2 separate regions of the Homo sapiens genome follow, and region 1 is linked to region 2. A link is an interaction called in ENCODE POLR2A ChIA-PET data of the cell type or tissue named here. Cell type or tissue: MCF 10A. All regions are shown on one strand. Links, peaks and the distances in the headings refer to the core of each region. The heading gives the core; the rest is flanking DNA.

Region 1 (4,405 bases), core at 142-4,141, 64 kb after region 2:
CTGAGGCACGAGAATCACTTGAATCCAGGAGGCGAGGTTGTAGTGAGCCGAGATCACACCATTGCACTCCAGCCTGGGTGACAGAGAGAGACTCTGTCTCAATAGATAGATAGAGAGATAGATAATAGAGAGAGAGAGATAGATAGATGATAGATAGATAGAGATAGATAGATGATAGATAGATATAGATAGATGATAGATAGATAGATGGATAGATAGATAGATAGATCCTAAATAAAAATTGGAGCAACAAGGAACCAGAAAAATATCAAGATTAATATACCATTACCAAGTATACAAGGATTACTCTAAGATTGTAAGTATACTCCAGCATCAGGAAACCTATTAATGTAATTCACCATATTCATGGATTGAAAGAGACAAAACTCATATGACTATTCCACAGATGTTGAAATTTGATAAAATGTAACATCCTTTCTTGATAACAGCTCTCAAAGATTGGAATAGATGGACACTGTTTCTTTAAAATGATAAATGTTTCATCTCAAATGTCAGCTTTATTCTTTTTCTCAGGTTTATTCTTAATGGGAAAACAGTAGAAGTGCTCTCATTCAAGGAAGAATAGGACAGTTGGCCAGGTGCAGTGGCTCATGCCTGTAATCTATTTCCAACACTCTGGGAGATCGTGGCAGGAGGATGGCTTGAGCCCAGGAGTTCAAGACCAGCCTGGGCAACATGGTGAGGCCCCACATCTACCAAAAAAAAAAAAAAAAAAACTTAGCCAGAAATGGTAGCACATGCCTATAGTCCCAGCTACTCAAGAGGCTGAGGTGGGAGAATTGCTTGAGCCTGGGAAGTCAGGCTGCAGTGAGCCATGATAGTTCCACTGTATTCCAGCCTGGGTGACAGCACAAGACCCTGTCTCAAAAAACAAAACAAAACAAAACAAAAGAATAGGACAGTTCCAGTATTATTTAATATTGTTCTGAAAGTACGAGCCACTATAATTAGACAAGAGAAAGAAATAAAATACAAAACAGCAAAGGAAAAGAGGTAAAATTATAATTATTGGAAAATCTTAGCTAATCAACCATAGAACTATAACAAACAATAGAAGAATTTGATCTAGATGTGTTATTCAATGTGTAGAGATATGGACATTCTCACCTTTTGCTGGTAAGAGTATAATTTGATACCACTTATATGGAGGTTAATTTGGTATCAACTATCAAATGTAAAATGTATATACCTTTTGGCTTAACAATTTCATTTCTAGGAATATATGCATGTACATGCACATATGCAAAATGATATAGTTACAGGATATTTATTGCAGCTTTATTTTTAATAAATGATTAGAAGCAAATGCCAATGAATAGGAGACTGGTTAGATAAATTATATCACGTAATAGAATATTATATAATCATTAAAAAATGAGGCGGCTTTCAGGGTGTTGAGTATTGGTGTTAACTATTTCTACAATACGTTGGTAAATGATGAGAAGGAGGTATAAAATCACATGTAAAGTAACTTTCCATCTGGACGTAAAAAGAAAGGAATGAAAAAAAGACAATACATATGTTTGTGCTTTTATGTAAATACCTAAGAAACTACCAAAAGTGGGTGCATCTGGGAGTGAAACTGGGTGACTGAAAAGTAAGAAAGATTCATTATTTTGCTATTGGTTTTTGGTATAAATTGTTAGTAAAACAGTTTTTAAAGTATTAGTAAAACAAAAAATACTAAGAACCAAAATAAACAAATAAGCAAAAGACCAAGAAATCCACTTTCTCCTAAAGAAATGGAAAAGAAATCCACATGGAACCTGCTTCAGTATCCATTGCTGTATAACAAACCATCCCAAAACTGAATAGCTTAAAACAACAAAAATTTATTATGCCTTACAATTCTGTGAGTTGACTTGGCTCAGCTGGGCAGTTCTGCTCCACAGGGCATAGCTGAGATCACTCAGGAACTGCACTCAGTGGGGAGCTTGGCTGGTGCTGGTACTCACAAGATGGTGCTTCAACCTCCAGAACCTTTCCATGTCTTCTCATGGTTCAGTAGTCTACTGAAGCTGCTGGATAGCATGGTAGCTGGCAGAGCACAAACATGGCAGCTGCCTGACGTTTGAAGTCTTAGGCCTGGAGCCAGCATGGTATCACTCTTTCCTCATTCTACTAGTACTCAAAGACCAACCCAGATGCAAGGGATGGGGAAATAAACCCCGTATCTTGTTGAGACGAATGGCAAGGAATTTGCAGCCGTCTTTAATCCACCACAGACCTCCACATTTGCTCAGCTCAAATCACTACAAGTTATCACAATATTATTTGGAATTATTTCTTGAAGTGTTAATAAATCTGGGTCAAAATCTCATCTTGTGCAGCTTTTAGTAGTTACTGTTTCTCCAAAAGAACAAAAAAGCTCAATTTCTGGCCTTAGGTTAATAGAAAAATAATTTATAGAATCTTAAAATTTAAGACCTGCTTTAAAAACTGTTTAAAATTCAGTTAGAATTTATATAGGTCTGTTTTATAGATACAAAGATCAGGTGGCACATCTATGAAATCTAGAGAAAGTGGGTGAAATGAATTTTCATCAACTTTTTTCTTTTCAAAAAGAAAAACCAATATGTTTCTGCAAAAAAGATGAGTATTTCTGGAAGGCAAAAACAACTATAAATCAGAGGTGTCAACTAGCATTATTACTAACTCTAGAGAAGAGCCTGCTCTGGATGCCCTGCCCAGAAACTCCTTGCTGGCCACCAGGAGTCCCACTGACTTCCCAAGAAAGCTGATAAAAAGGATGTAGGGCTTGAGATAAGGCCTCCAATCCACCAGAGTGAAAATGCCCTGTCAGCTATAATCCAGCCTTCTCACCAGTCCTCAAATATGTCTTATTTCTTCTTGCCTCTGAGTTTCTGCAGATGCCATTTCTCTGTATCATGATGTCCCACACTCTCCTTCCCACATTTTTGTTTCTCATTTTGACTTAGCTAACTCCTTTATCCGTCAGGTAATGGGATTATATTTCTCATCCACAGTGAAACTTTCTTTGATCCATCCCCTTCCCAAAACTAAGTCAGATGCTCTTGGGACAATTACCACCTCTGTTATATAGAAAGTTTTGCAGAAACTGCCTGACCTCTTTTCTGGGGCCTTCACCTGCTGCTCAGGGGTGGCCCTCAACAGCTATGTCTGTCCTCTAACACCAACATCCCTAGCTCAGTCCAGTTAGTCCAAAGGCAGACACTAAATACAGGGTGGACCAATGACATTCCCTTTTTAACTGAAATGATTACAGTTGTTGATAACTAAGTCACACTAATGAAACATAATAGAAGGAAGATTCACAAACTGTTGCCAAAGAGGTAGAGCTAATTTTGTTCCTGCACTTGTTTATCTCTTCCTTGGATCCTGTTAGACTTCTCCAGTCTCTCCCATGAATTCAGTTCTTTCATGAAGTTTTCCAGAGTTGTCTATAACTCCCGACCAAAAGACTTAACACAATTTATACCAACTGGCATGAACTCACACTTGCATGCATGATTGAATGGTTAAAGTATTTGCCCTATGTCCTTTCTTGGAGCTAGAATGTAAGTTCTGTGAGGACAGGGAAGGTGTCTGCCTCGTTTGGTGTTGCATCTTGAGTACCAAACAGAGTGCCTGGCACACAGTCAGCACTTAACAAATATTTGTTGAATGAACGAATTGATGGAAATAAAAGACTGATGCAACTCTTTGGGAAGTGCCTGGGAAAGAATGACTTCACTTTGGCTGGATGAGAGGTTTAAGGGACCATTGTGGATTTGGATTCCATGTTAGTGAGAAATGCTTTGAATTGAAACCTTTGATTAGATTGCTCAGGTAGTCTCTTAGCTCAACTTTTGGAAAATGATGTCTCACAATCCTATCTTATTTTGTGGGAGGAGGAGTAAGGTACAAACACCTTGTCTACATTTGAATGCCAAGATTGGCTGAAGGAGATTTCTCACCATGGACAGGAAAGTCTCTCAAAATTGAGTCTGGGCAGGAGGGGAAGATGCTCTGGGACGCATAGGACATTGCAGGACTGTGTGGCCCATTATAGACCCATTCCTGAGAGGGCAGCTGTGCAGCAGGAACAACCCTGATGTAGCCTCTGGTGGTTACTATGTAAGGACAGAGCAGCCATGACAGCCATTTTCAGCCGGGAGAGCTGCTGGTGGGTAGATGGGAGTGAGAAGATAGGGGAAATCCCATTTCCTGTCTTCACCAGTCACCACGTATAAGGCAAACTGGAAACAGGGCTGGCAGGGATGACATTTCAGTATCCAAATTGATTCTAAAGCCACAGAGCTCTGGGGTTGGCCCCTCCTCTCCAAGCTGTTAACACTTCATGGCTAGTATCCCAAGAGTTATACTCTCAGCTGCATGCTGAGGTATTTTAGTAAAAAGCAGG
Region 2 (4,405 bases), core at 225-4,224:
TTAACATGTTCCTCTCTCTCCCATATTTTCTACAAATTGGTATGTAGATCAAGAATTTTGATCAGATTTAGGTTTAATTTTTTTTAAGGCAAAAATATTTTGTGATGGTGATGTATATTTCTGTAGCTGTTAGTGATCATTTCCTAGATCCACTAATCCACTGAGGATTACAAAATGATTATATTCTGTCTAATTCTATCAGTTCTTTATAGTTTATTAGCTGGAACATTTCTAAACAGAAAATCTTCCCCTTATTATGTTATTTTGTTGCCCTGGGGAATCTTTTTTATAGAAAAGACAAGATGAAGGCTTGGTTCTTTCTCTTTTCAAAATAATGAATAGTTTCCTAATATCCTCCAAAGGTGATGGATGTGTTTTGATTTATTGCAGTTATTTTTTTGACCAATGGGAGACTCTTCAAGTTTTCTTCTGACCCCTTTTGACCAGACCCTAAGAATTTCTAATAGCTTCCTTTCTTTCTGGCATGACAAGATGTTCCAGACTCATCTAATGTTTTTCCTGCTCCAGACATGGAATCAGTCTTTTCTATCATTGTCTACAAATTGTGAGGTCACAATTTGAGTACTAAGGGTATACATTGCTACTAGGTTGATCATTGTTCCTATACCTTTTTAATAGATTATGATATGTATGTTTCTTTTTAAGATGAAACACATTATAAATTTATATTCATAGTTATAATTCAAATTCAAGATTATGGAGTTTTCACTTACCCTTTCTGATCTTAAAATGATACCTCTTTCTACACACTGGAAATTATGGCTAATGGATTACTCATCTGCTTTATCCCACACTGCACACACACTAGCCTCAGAATGGCAATATGATTAATGAAAATGGGTTCAGATTTTTTCTTCCTTTTTTCTCTTTTTGCAGTTCTTTGTTTTTACTAGGGTATTCCAATGAGAAATATACTGTATAATCTAATTATTGTATAGTACCATAGTCAAATTGCTATGTTTTCAAATCACTTGCTGTAATTATTCTCATATACCACCAATTAGATAGATAGGTTTTTTTTTCTTTTTAGGATTGCCTTTTACATTTTTTTGTTTAATAATATTGTAAAATGTATAGTTTCAAAGTCAGATTGATAAAATAAGGTTTATTCAAAGAAGTCTACCTCCACCTCTGTCTCTCCTTCTCCTTATGCAATTTTTTTTATTTTATAGCTTAATGGAAAGTAAAACATAAAATTTAAAAAAATAGGATATATATATAGAAAAGAGGGACAGGGATAGAAGGTAGACTTTATAATATAAGCAAGTACGTATCTATATTTATGAACTCCCCTCTCTTAGGTAAATGGTGATGTGCTTCTCTTTATACCACTATATGCACCTACCACCTGCCATGCTTCCTTTAAGGACAGCTGGAGAGAACAAAAGGAAAAAATATGAATGGAAAGCACTTTTTCTTAAAGGAAAAGCCTACACAAATATAAGAGATTCATATTAGAAAACCTAATTTTCCAACGTGAGATTATTTGGAGACTCAGTTTTTAATTAACATTTTAACCAGATCCTATTCCTTATAAATGTTGAGGAATAAATTTTTCACCAGAGAGGGAAAGCCTGTGCTCATTACACTAGCTGAAGCAGAGCTTTCCAAGGCATATCCATTTATATGCAACAAGTAAACACCAGCTCTGAGAGTCGCGTTGCAAACTTCTAATGTTTAGTTCACTTCTAAGGGATTTAATCAACCTTCAGGATATATGATTCAAAGCTCCTAAAAAAAGTAATTAAGAAAAATCCTTTCTATGGCAAGGAAAAAGCAGATTGTTTCCATTAATTTTATGAGTAATTTTGTTTTTGTTGGCTGAAAACTAAACCCAGGCTGGGGTGGTGCACAGTGGGAGGAAGGACTTACTAAAACAGCACAGAGTTTGTGTGTGTCACAGACATACTTTACTACACAGTCATATAAGCACATGTGTGCACATAGACCAGCCACTGCAGCTTAGTGTTTTCAAAGCTGGTCTCTTCTCCCCTTACAAGTCAGTTTCTCCTCTCACCTTTTCTACCCTTACTTATTCATGGTCCCATTCTGCACCCAGTCACTCTAGCTCTCCTTTCATCTGCATTTCCTATCAGCTTCCAAGACTGGCAGGTCTTTGCTTTTAACAGTCTCTTGATTTCCCGCCCTTTTCTTTATTCTCTCATCTCATGCCAATATATTTCTGTAAGAGTTTCTCCAGGCTCAACCAGTCAAACAACAAACACTTACTGAATGCTTGCTATGACTACAGGCTCTCCTTCATTCGCTTCCCTTCTACATTGAATGGTGACACATAACATGTCATTCCCTTCTCTGAGATCTGAACTGACACCTTAGTTCTTTCCACCTCAAGTCTAAGCTCCTCTGTTTTAATTTCAATACCTGTTACAATCTGATTCCATCCTACTAAAATCTACCCCCAAAGTCTCAGTTTCTCTATTCACACCAGATTCTGTCTCCATGCCTTATCTATTCATTGTCTCTATACAAATTTATTGAACACCTGGCCTATGCCAAGCACAGTGCTAAGTGCCTAAAAATAAGAAATGGTTCTTGGCCCAGTGTGTTGGCTCACACCAGTAATCACAGCACTTTGGGAGGCCAAGGCAGGAGGATCACTTGAGGCCAGGAGTTCAAGACTAGCCTGAGCAACATAGTGAGTAAGACCTGTCTCTACTAAAAAATTTTTAAACCAGGCGCTTAAAATTACATTTTTTAATAGACATAATCCCAGCTACTTGGAAGATTGAGGCAGGAGAATCACTTGAACCCAGGTGGCAGAGGTTGCAGTGAGCCGAGATTGCACCACTGCACTCCAGCCTGGGTGACAGAGTGAGGCTCCGTCTTAAAAAAAAAAAAAAAAAAAAATTAGCTGATTGCGCCACCGCCGCACTTCCAGCCTGGGTGACAGAGTGAGATCCTCTCAAAAAAAAAAAAGAACTCCTTAAGAAGCTTCCACAGTCTTAAGGTAGAAATATGTAAGAAAACAACATAATGTGGTATGATCAAGGTTTTATTTATAAAGGTTTTACAATGTGCTGGGTAAGTTCGGAGAAAGAGTGCTTGTTGATTCCACCTGAGGAGGACTAAGGAGGCAGGCTGCCTGTTTCCTTTAAAGTCCAGGAAAATTGTCCAAAGGGGACCAAGGCCCAAATGAAGGGAAAGCTGAGAGTCAAAAGCTAGTATATCTTCTTAATCAAAGACAGGAAGAAAGAGAGTCTGAGTGGGAGCATGTGAGGACAAGAGGGAGCTTCTAGAGAGTCGCTGAGAACAATATTAGAATGGGGATGGCTCCTCTTTATTAAATGGTAGGTGTTTGGTGTAAAGTTGCTGAATTGGTGGGATGAAGGCAGTAGTGGGAATTCATACACTGAAGCTGAGGACTACTGTAGCATAAGCACGGAATCAAGGTTGAAAATGGTTCTGATGGAGCAGGAAAGTTGGGGTCAGATTGAGAAGGGCTTTGATTGCCAGCCCTGTATGCAGTTGGGGGCAGGGGCCTCAGAAGGAAGATTGGCCAGGCAGTAGGGTTGGGGTCGGTCATGGGTGAGGTGAACTCCAGATTGATTCTCCTAGCCACAAATCCTAGAGAAGAAGGGCATCAACCTAGGGGAATGGGACACCTTTTTCTAATTTGCATAAAGGCGTGCATACATTGCGAGTGGTAGCCCCAGCTGTCATCTGTATTTTAGGAAAAGGATTCTGGCAACAAGTGTTTGTTCATGTATTCAATTACTGTTTATTGAGTATCTCGTATGTCCCAGACATAATTCTAGACCCGGGGGACTCAGTGGTGAATAAGACACACACATTTCAACCCTGAGTTCAGAGAGAGTAAACAATGATATAGAAATAAAAGAACTATTTAGAAAACTGTTGCCCTTCCCTTGGCCTTTCTCTATCCAATTCTACTAATCCTACAAAACCCAGCTCAGTTCTAACCATCATGCCCTGCTTGGTCGATAGCCCCTATGCATCTCCTTTTCCAAAACTTCTATTTTTAAAACTTTGTTTAAAACTATACTTTTTTCCGGATTACAGAAGTAACACATGTTCAGTATATAAATGCAAAAACAATAGAACTACACAATATAAAGAGGACATACCTCATAATCTCACTTACCATATAGAACTACTTTCCATTAGTACATATTCCTATAATGATTTATCTATATACCCACCAGTATATTATTGTCATTGCCGTCATTATTACATTCATAAGCATCATTATAAAATGGGCAAGTTACTCCCAAAACTATGGGAGGCTTTTTACCTAGAGAGAGCATAGAATTATTTTATTTTTACAACTTTGTTGAGATATTACCACATCCTAAAATCTACCCTTTAAATATACTTTAAATAAATATACTTAAATATTTAAATA

What was found. ChIA-PET counts read pairs that join two places held together with the same protein. Peaks named below come from ENCODE experiments on the same cell type or tissue, not always from the same donor. Only the 100,000 strongest peaks of a DNase experiment are listed, where the experiment ranks them.
Region 1: POLR2A ChIA-PET joins it to region 2 with 5 read pairs; 2 of 35 experiments call an interaction of 5 or more read pairs at or near these places.

Annotation. Positions count from the first base shown.
Region 1 is chr7:91,244,963-91,249,367 of GRCh38, forward strand. No RefSeq gene overlaps it. Among named protein-coding and RNA genes, the nearest start is that of FZD1, 17 kb to the right of the region's middle. In MCF 10A, for the core only: no CTCF peak of the experiment used is centred there; no DNase peak of the experiment used is centred there.
Region 2 is chr7:91,181,337-91,185,741 of GRCh38, forward strand. All of the region lies in intron 14 of CDK14 (cyclin dependent kinase 14), which reads left to right. Among named protein-coding and RNA genes, the nearest start is that of FZD1, 81 kb to the right of the region's middle. In MCF 10A, for the core only: no CTCF peak of the experiment used is centred there; a DNase peak (open chromatin) is centred at 1,885.